Regions from separate parts of the Homo sapiens genome. Here region 1 is linked to region 2. Evidence: chromatin contacts called from ENCODE Hi-C or POLR2A ChIA-PET data. All regions are on one chromosome and are shown on one strand. Each heading gives the region's core, a stretch centred on a gene start or an enhancer-like site at or near the end of the contact. The rest is flanking DNA. Distances are from core to core; before and after follow the strand shown.

Evidence for each region. A loop is a pair of places that touch in the nucleus more often than their neighbours do. ChIA-PET counts read pairs that join two places held with the same protein, here RNA polymerase II (POLR2A). Pooled maps may share reads with other maps.
Region 1: a loop to region 2 is called in a pooled map, with 2.7 times the contacts of the local background. The contact joins the promoter of TNFSF9 here to the promoter of EBI3 in region 2. A Hi-C loop is called at or near these places in 1 of 50 pooled maps. POLR2A ChIA-PET finds 5 or more read pairs at or near these places in 2 of 52 experiments (GM12878 and activated B cell).

What each region holds. Positions count from the first base shown.
Region 1 is chr19:6,528,754-6,533,520 of GRCh38, forward strand. It overlaps TNFSF9 (TNF superfamily member 9), which reads left to right and starts at 2,273. Exons shown (of 3, transcript NM_003811.4): 1 at 2,273-2,550; 2 at 4,033-4,063. The coding sequence starts at 2,284. RefSeq lists enhancers at 1-180, 2,951-3,050, 3,652-4,152, 4,153-4,653 and silencers at 2,101-2,330, 2,471-2,540.
Region 2 is chr19:4,227,632-4,232,701 of GRCh38, forward strand. It overlaps EBI3 (Epstein-Barr virus induced 3), which reads left to right and starts at 1,892. Exons shown (of 5, transcript NM_005755.3): 1 at 1,892-1,986; 2 at 3,560-3,692. The coding sequence starts at 1,920. RefSeq lists enhancers at 2,112-2,201, 3,165-3,666.

The sequences.
Region 1 (4,767 bases), core at 1,023-3,522, 2.3 Mb after region 2:
GAAAGCAAAACAAAAGTCCCTTTATTTTATGGGCTGTTGACTTCTGCTAGCAGAGGGATGAAAGGCGTGGTCTACCCTCCCATCTCCCATGGGGCTGGGAGATGGGAAGGGAGTTGGCCATTGTGGACCCACACTGGTCTGGGCAGACCAGGACTTCAACACCAGCCAAGGGCTTTCCCCGGGTCACGTCCCTCTCCATCTGGGAGTGCTTCCTCTTTTGGGGCCAAGTTTTCACCGCTTCTTGGCCCATCCTCCCAGCCCCGGATTGGCCGCCTCCAGCAGGCCAGAGCAGATGGGAAATGTGTTTCCTCCAACTCGCTCAACACTGTCCCTTTCTTGCAAGGGGAATTTCTCCACCTGGACTCTCCGAGCTTCTGCTTGTAGGGTCCCGAGGGGCTCCTGCCGGGAACCATCCAGTGGGTGGGTGGGGGCAGGCCAGGGAAGGCCCAGGGGTCCCGGGGAAGGTGGCCAGGAGGGCTGAGCATGACACTCAGGGTTCCACTGGGGGGTTGGGGATCAGGGGGCAGATGCTCCAGGAGTGAGGGTGGTTGAGGCTTGGCTGAAGCCTGACCCTTCTTAGGAAGTGCTGGATGTGGGGGAACCCGGGGGAGTCCTAGTGATGGGGGGCTAGGGGGTGCTGAGAGGAGGGGAAGGAGACAAAGAGAGACTAAAGAAGGAAAAGGAGAGAGACAGGGAGAGACAGAGAGTCAGAGAGAGACAGAGGGAATCAGAGACAGAGAGAAACAGGGAGAGAGACAGAAAGAGTGAGAGCCAGAGACATACAGAGACAGGGAGAGACACAGAGATGCATAAAGAGAGGGAGTCAGAGATGGAGAGAGACAGAGATAACGGAGCCAGAGATAGGGAGAGTCAGAGACAGAGAGAAAGAAACACACAGACTGACACAGATAAAAGAGCCAGAGACAGGGAGAGGCAGAGACAAAGAGAGATACAGAGACAGAGATAACAGAGCCAGAGACAGAGAGACAGAGACAGAGATAACAGAGCCAGAGACAGGGAGAGAGTGTCAGAGACAGAGACAGACACAGAGATAACAGAGCCAGAGATAGGGAGAGTCAGAGACAGAGAGAAAGAGACACAAGACAGACATAGATAAAAGAGCCAGAGACAGGGAGAGGCAGAGACAAAGAGAGATACAGAGACAGAGATAGCAGAGCCAGAGACAGGGAGAGAGTGTCAGAGACAGAGAGACAGACACAGAGATAACAGAGCCAGAGATAGGGAGAGTCAGAGACAGAGAGAAAGAGACAGACAGACATAGATAAAAGAGCCAGAGACAGGGAGAGAGACACAGAGACAGAGACATAGAGACAGAGATAACAGAGCCAGAGACAGAGTCAGAGACAGAGACAGAGAGAGCCAGACACAGAGACAGAGAGAGAGAGTCACAGCCAGAGACAGCGACAGAGATAACAGAAGCAGAGAGAGGGAGAAAGATAACAGAGCCAGAGACAGTCAGAGACAGAGATAGAGAGACAGAGATAACAGAGCCAGAGACAGATACAGAGACAGAGATAACGGAGCCAGAGATAGGGAGAGAGAGTCAGAGACAGAGAGAGATATATAGACAGAGATAACAGAGCCAGACATGGGGAGAGAGAGTCAGAGGCAGAGAGAGAGAAGACAGATAGAGAGACAGAGCCAGTGATAACAGAGCCAGAGACAGGGAGAGAGAGTCAGAGAGAGATACAATGAGAGACAGAGATAACAGCCAGAGACAGAGTTAGACAGAGAGATACAGAGACAGAGATAACAGAGCCAGAGACAGGGAGAGAGAATTAGAGACAGAGATAGAGAGAGACAGAGACAGAGATAATACAGGCACAGAGGCACGCATAGACATAAATTGGCAGAGAGAGAGAAAGATCTCTTTCCACCCACTGCAGAGGCAATCAACAGAGACAGAGAAAGACGTTAACGGGGAGACACAGAGAGCAAAGGAGACTGAGTCAGCAAGAGACCCACAGAGATACCGGGAAAGAGCGGCAGAGAGGGAGAACCAGGGCGATGGAGAGACAGCAGGGAGAAAGGAACCTGGAGCCGAGCTTGGAAGGCCGGAAACGGAAAGGAGAGCGAAAAGCGGAGAGAGATCCGAGTGGAGAAAATTCCGCAGAGTCACGGGGACGAGGGGAAAGGCTCTGGGCTGGGAAGGGGCGTGGCCGCGGGCGGAGGGGCGTGGCCGCGGGCGGAGGGGCGTGGCCTCCTTTTGTAGCCAAGCAGCTATAAAAAGCGGCGCGCTGTGTCTTCCCGCAGTCTCTCGTCATGGAATACGCCTCTGACGCTTCACTGGACCCCGAAGCCCCGTGGCCTCCCGCGCCCCGCGCTCGCGCCTGCCGCGTACTGCCTTGGGCCCTGGTCGCGGGGCTGCTGCTGCTGCTGCTGCTCGCTGCCGCCTGCGCCGTCTTCCTCGCCTGCCCCTGGGCCGTGTCCGGGGCTCGCGCCTCGCCCGGCTCCGCGGCCAGCCCGAGACTCCGCGAGGGTCCCGAGCTTTCGCCCGACGATCCCGCCGGCCTCTTGGACCTGCGGCAGGTGAGACGTGCCCCGACCCTCGGTAGCTGGTCTCGCGGGAGACCCCTACCGCCCCTCTGGGACTCCCTTCTCCCTCCCGCACCCCCAGGGACACCTGTTCTACACTCCCGGCCGGGGAGAGGAGACCCACCGGGGCTCCCATTCTCCATCTAGCACCGAGGCCGGGGGGGCACACCTTTCATCCCGCACCCCTACGACACCTCATCTGTACCCCAGGCCGGGGGCGGGGAGGAGACCGCCCAACAGTTCTTTTTGGACCCCCCAAGGGTCTCCTTCTTCTAGTCCGGGGGGCACCCCTTTCATCCTGCGCCCGCTACGAGACCCTATCTGTATCCCGGGAGGGGGAGAGGAGACCCCCACAAGTTCTTTTTGGACCTCCAAGGGCTCTCCTTCTCCGTCTTGCACGGGAGGGCACCCCTTTCATTCCGCATCCCGAGACCCCATCAGCACCCCAGGCCAGGAGGAGGAGACCCCCACAGTCCTCAACCCCTCAGGGATACGTCTTCTGCACCCCGGGTCGGAGAAAGGCTGGCTTCCCTCCATGTGGCAGTGGGTGGGGGCACCCCTCTTCATTCCGCATTCCCAAGGCACCCCATCTGCACCCTGGACGGGGGACCCTCCGCGGTTCTCCAACCCTCGACGGCTTCCTTTCTCTATGTAGGACTTAGGACATTGAGGGCACCTCTTTTTACCCCGCACCCCCACAAGCTCTGCATCTCTGGGGGGAACCTTTTTTCCATCCCCGATCCGAGGGGGGCACTTCCTCTTTATCTGGGACCGCCAAGGAGACCCCCAGTTCCTTTGCTAACTCCCAAAGAGCCTTATCCCCAACATCTGAGGTACCCCTCTCCCTTTCAAGACCCCCAGGGGAATACCCCCAAGGGGGCTGGAAAGAAGAGGGATCGCTTTTCCCTCCTGAATTCTTGGAGATCTGTCCTTGGGGCAGGTTGAGCCACCAGCTTCGTGTGTGTGTGTGTGTGTGTGTGTGTGTGTGTTCGTGTTTGTGTGGGTGTTTGTGTTCGTGTGTGTGTGTTCGTGTGGGGGTGCGTATGTGTGTGTGTTCGTGGGTGTGTTTGTGTTCGTGTGGGTGTGTGTTCGTGTGGGTGTTTGTGTTTGTTCGTTCGTGTGGGTGTTTGTGTTCATGTGGGTGTGTTTGGATATTTGTGTTCGTGTGTGTCTGTGTGTGTTCGTGTGGGTGTTTGTGTGTGTTTGTGTTTGCGTTCGTGTGTGTGTTCGTGTTTGTTCGTGTGTCTGTGTGTTAATGTGGGTGTTCGTGTGTGTGTTCGTTTGTGTTTGTGTTCGTGTGTTTGTGTGTTTGTGTGTGTGTGTGTGCGGTCTCTGTTCTTTAGTTGGGAGGGAAGGGAAGCGTAGGCTTCAGGTCGGCACAGACTCTGGGGACCCTGACAGCTGAAGTGAGTGGGGACAGAACCTCCATTTTCTAGGGGAACCCCCATCCACTTTCCTCCTTTCTACTTTTAACAGGGCATGTTTGCGCAGCTGGTGGCCCAAAATGGTAAGTATCCTCCGCCACTTCCGGTCCCTGGCCCCCCACCATCCCCACCCCGGGATACGAAGAAGGGGGAACCTGGAGAGTGAGGCTCTGCCGCACACTGGCTTTGACCCTTGACCGCTGCTGTCTCTGAAAGCTGCTACTTCCCCTCTTTGAACGCCACCGATCCCTCTTTCTGACTTGCTCTGACTCTCTGGATGCCATGGCCTCCCCATCAGACCCCCATCTGGGCCCACCTGGGACCCCTGCCCTCTCAGAGCTGGGGCTTGACACCCCCAACCCCCAGCCTGGTTTTGTGTCTCTGGCCTCCTTCTTTTCGAAACCCTCTTCCCCGCTGCTTTTCTTCCCTCTTTCCTGCCCCTTCCCCACTCTCCCAGCCTCTCTTCCCTACCTCTTCCCCTCGCCCAGAGCCTCCTCCTTACTCCCATTCTCTTCCCCATCCCCAGGCCCTCCTCCTGTCCCCTTCCCTCCCCCTAGACCCTCCTCCCTGCCCCTTCCCCAAACCCTCCCCAGCCCCATGCTCTCCCAGTTTCCAAGACACTCCTCCCAGCACCTTCCCTCCCCGTCCAGAGACTTCTTCCCCGCTCGAGACCTCTTCCCCCTTCCCCTCCCAGAGACCCCCTTCCCCCTTCCCCTCTCCATCTAGAGATCACTTCCCCCTTTCCCCTCCCCCTCCAGAAACCCCTTCCCCCTTCCCTCTCCCCTCC
Region 2 (5,070 bases), core at 642-3,141:
CCACGCCCAGCTAATTTTTGTATTTTTAGTAGAGACAGGGTTTCACCATTTTGGTCAGGCTGGTCTCGAACTCCCAACCTCAGGTGATCCATCTGCCTTGGCCTCCCAAGGTGCTGGGATTACAGCCGTGAGCCACCGTGCCCCACCATCTCTCTATCTCTGTCTATCCTACTCTCTCATCTCTGTCTCTCTGTCTCTGTCTCTCATCTTCCCATCTGTGTCTCTCTTTCTCTGTCTTCCTCCCTTATCTCTGTCTCTGTGTCTCTCTCATTTCCCTATCTCTGTCTTCCTCTCTTATCTCTGTCCCTCTGTCTCTCTTCCTCTGTCTGTCTGCTCTCTGTGTTTCTCTTTCTGTTTCCATCATCTCCCTGTCTCTCTCTGTCTCTGTGTCCTCCTCCTCTCATCTCTGTCTCTGTCTCTCTCATTCCCCTGTCTCTCTCTGTCTCTATCATCTCCCTATCTATCTCTGTGTCCTCCTCCTCTCATCTCTGTCTCTCTCTGTGTTTCTGTCTCTGTCATCCCCCTTTCTCTGTCTCTGTCATCTCCCTGTCTCTCTATCTCTGTGTCCTCCTCCTCTCGTCTCTGTCTCTCTGCCTCTCTCATCTGTATCTCTCTCTGTCTCTGTCATCTCCCTGTCTCTGTCTCTCTCTATCTCTGTGTCCTCCTCTCATTTGTCTCTCTGCCTCTCTCATCTGTATCTCTGTCACTTTCTCTGTCATCTCCCTGTCTCTCTATCCCTCTATCTCTGTGTCCTCCTCTCATCTGTCTCTCTGCCTCTCTCATCTGTAGCTCTCTCTGTCTCTGTCATCTCCCTGTCTCTCTATCCCTCTATCTCTGTGTCCTCCTCTCATCTGTCTCTCTGACTCTCTCATCTTTGTCTCTGTCTCTGTCTCTGTCATCTCCCTGTCTATCTCCGTGTCCTCCTCCTCTCATCTCTGCCTTTCTCATCTCTGTGTCTCTCTCTGTGTTTCTGTCTCTGTCATGCCCCTTTCTCTGTCTGTCATCTCCCTGTCTCTATCTATCTCTGTGTCCTCCTCCTCTCATCTCTGTCTCTCTCATCTGTATCTCTCTCTGTCTCTGTCGTCTCCCTGTCTCTCTATCTCTTTGTCCTCTTCCTCTTGTCTTTCTCTCTGCCTCTCTCATCTGTGTCTCTCTCTGTCTCTGTCTCTGTCATCTCCCTGTCTCTGTCTCTCTCTCTCTGTGTCCTCCTCCTCTCGTCTCTTTCTCTCTGCCTCTTTCATCTGTGTCTCTGTGTCTCTCTGTCATCTCCCTGTCTATCTCTGTGTCCTCCTCCTCTCGTCTCTGTCTCTCTGCCTCTTTCATCTGTGTCTCTCTGTCTCTGTCTCTGTCATCTCCCTGTCTCTGTATCCCTCTATCTCTGTGTCCTCCTCTTCTTGTCTCTGTCTCTCTGCCTCTCTCATCTGTGTCTCTCTCTGTGTCTCTGTCTCTGTCATCTCCCTGTCTCTCTGTGTCTTCCTTCTGTCTTCTCTGTCTCTCTGCCTCTCTCCCCCATCTCTGCCTCTGTCTCCCTCCATGTCCCTGAGCCCCTGCCTGCCTGCCTGGGGTTTCCCCCGCTTCAGGGCAGCGGAAGGAAGGCCAGCAGGACATGCTGTGCTGGGAAAAGCCAGCAGGTCTCCACTTCTCCCTTTCACAGCCTCCTCCCCCGCCCCCACCCTCGGGGCCTTCCGAGCAGGGGTGGCCTGTGCTCCCCAGGGGGCTGGGGCTCCTCCACACCCTAATTCATCTCCCTAGCGGCCCCACGAGCCCCACCAGTGAGTCAGACCTGAAGGAAGTCGGGGAGGGGGCGGGCCTTGACCCTGGGCTGGGCTTTCCCCTGGGCAGGTCCCAAGTCCTCACCTCCCCTCTCAAGTCTCCCACGACGTTCCCACCCACTCCTGAGAGCAGAGCTGGCCGCAGCCATGACCCCGCAGCTTCTCCTGGCCCTTGTCCTCTGGGCCAGCTGCCCGCCCTGCAGTGGAAGGAAAGGTATGTGGGGCCCCTGGGGGACTGGGGGGCCCAGGCAGACGGACATGACACGAGGACTGGCCTCGGATCATGTCTGGGGTGGGAAATCACATCCTCCCGTGCCCAATGGTGGGATGGGGTTACCCTCCCATTGTACAGATGGAGGAACTGAGGCACAGAGAGGCAGAGTGCCACATTGGGGGTGGAAGGATGTCACCTTGTGGGTGATAGGGACTGGCAGTCACAGCTCAGAGGTATCCATAGAGCTACACAGACATAGCTACACAGACATGCGAATTTGAGTCACACTCATTCCTTTGGTTTCTTTTTGGTTTTGTTTTTTGAGACAGAGTCTCACTCTGTCGCCCAGGCTGGAGTACAGTGGCACCATCTCAGCTCACTGAAACCTCCATCTCCTGGGTTCAAGCGAGATTCTCCTCCCTCAGCCTCCCGAGTAGTTGGGATTACAGGTGCCCGCCACCATGCCCGGCTACTTTTTATATTTTTAGTAGAGATAGGGTTTTACCATGTTGGCCAGGGTGGTCTTGAACTCCTGACCTCAGGTGATCCACCCACCTCGGGCTCCCAAAGTGCTGGGATGACAGATGTGAGCCACCGCGCCCGGCCGACATTCATTCATTTTGCACTAGAGAACATCTCCATGTCCTTGAAGACAAAATGGTTACAGCAGGGCATGGTGGCTCATGCCTGTAATTCCAGCACTTTGGGAGGCCAGGGCGTGAGGATCGTGAGGCCAGGAATTCGAGACCAGCCTGGGCAACATAGTGAAACCGGACCCCACCAATCTGTACAAAAAATTAAAAAATTAGCTAGATGTGGTGGCACGTGCCTGTAGTCCCAGCTACTTGGGAGGCTGAGGTGGGAGGATAATTTGAGCCCAGGAATTGGAGGCTGCAGTGAGCTATGATTGTGCCACTGCATTCCAGCCTAGGTGACAGAGTGGGATACCTTGTCTCAAAATAATAATAATAATAATAATTTATAGGCTGGGTTTGGTGGCTCACGCCTGTAATTCCAGCACTTTGGGAGGCCAAGGCAGGTGGATCACCTGAGGTCAGGAGTTTGAGACCAGCCTGGCCAACATGGTGAAACTCCCTCTCTACTAAAAATACAAAAATTAGCCAAGCGTGGCAGTACATGCCTGTAATCCCAGCTACTCGGGAGGCTAAGAATCGCTTGAACCCGGGAGGCGGGGGTGGCAGTGAGCCGAGATCTCGCCACTGCACTCCAGCCTAGGCGACAGAGGGAGACTCCCTCTTTAAAAAAAAAAAACAATTACAAAAGAGAGAACACGGTAAAATCTCTCTCTCTTACCCGAGTTCCTCTCTGTAGATGCTTAAACCTCAGCTTCCCTATCTGGAAAATGGGCTAGTAGTCCTCACCTAGATGGATTGCAGTGGGGATAAAAGATGACAGATGACTTTTGTCCATGTACCTATTTATTCCGAAAGCCTTTATTAGGCACCTACCATGTACCTGGTGCTGGCTGGCAACGTGGCAGGAGCCCAGCGCACGGGAGGGCTATGACAATCTGGGGGTAAACCAGAAGCTCACTCTTTCTGTCTTCCTCCAGGGCCCCCAGCAGCTCTGACACTGCCCCGGGTGCAATGCCGAGCCTCTCGGTACCCGATCGCCGTGGATTGCTCCTGGACCCTGCCGCCTGCTCCAAACTCCACCAGCCCCGTGTCCTTCATTGCCACGTACAGGTCGGAGAGCCTGGAAGGGGGCCTCAGGGACACTGGACTTCCTGGAGAGCCCAGAACTCTGGCCCTGAGAGCCCTGGGGTCAGGAAAACTGGAGACCCCGACATCCTGAACCCCAGGCCTATGGAATTCTAGGGCGGCCCCGTCCAATAGAAATATACTTTCTGGGCCAGGCACAGTGGTGCATGCCTGTAATCCCAGCGCTTTGGGAGGCCGAGGTGGGCAGATTGCTTGAGGTCAGGAGTTTGAGACCAGCTTGGGCAACGTAGTGAGACACTGTCTCTACGAAAAATTTTAAAAATTGGTCAGGTGCAGTGGCTCATGCCTGTAATCCCAGCTACTCCGGAGGCTGAGGCAGGAGAATAGCTTGAACCCAGGAGGCGGAGGTTGCAGTGAGCCAAGATGGCACCATTGCACTCCAGCCTGGGCAACAGAGCAAGACTCCATCTCAAAAAAAAAAAAAAAAAACTACTTCCTGGGTTGGGCACAGTGGCACATGCCTGTAATCCCAGTACTTTGGGAGGCTGATGTGGGAGGATCACTTGAGGTCAGGAGTTTGAGTCCAGCTTGGGCAAAATAGTGAGACCCTGTCTCTAAAAACAATTTTTAAAATTAGCTGGGCATGGCCAGGCGCGGTGGCTCACGCCTGTAATCCCAGCACTTTGGGAGGCCGAGGTGGGCGGATCACAAGGTCAGGAGATGGAGACCACCCTGGCGAACACGGTGAAACCCTGTCTTTACTAAAAATGCAAAAATTTGCCAGGTGTGATGGCACGCGCCTGTAGTCCCAGCTACTCGGGAGGCTGAGGCAGGAGAATTGCTTGACCCAGGAGGTGGACGTTGCAGTGAGCCAATATTGCATCGCTGCACTGCATCCTGGTGATAGAGTGAGACCCCGTCTCAAAAAAAAAAAAAAAAAAAAAAAGAAAAGAAAAGAAAAGAAAAGAAAAGAAAAAATTTCGAAAAAGAAAAAAAAATTAGCTGGGCATGTTGGTACTTGCCTGTAGTCCCAGCTACTCTGGAGGCTGAGGTGGGAGGATCACTTGAGCCCAGGAGTTTGAGACCAGCCTGGGCAACATAGCAATATCCTGTCTGTACTTAAAATCAAAAAAATTAGCTGGATGTAATGGCACACATCTGTAGTCCCAGGTACTTGGGAGGCCGAGGTGGGAGGATCACTTGAGCCCAGAAGTTCAAGACCAGCCTGGGCAACATACTGAGACCCCCCCCCATCTGTAGAAAAAAAATTTAAAATTAGCCAAGAGTGGTGATGCGTGCCTGTAGTCCCAACCGCTCTGGAGGCTGAGACAGGGAAGATCCCTTGAGCCAGGAGTTCAAGGCTATAATGAGCTAGGATCATGCCACTGCACTCCAGCCTGGG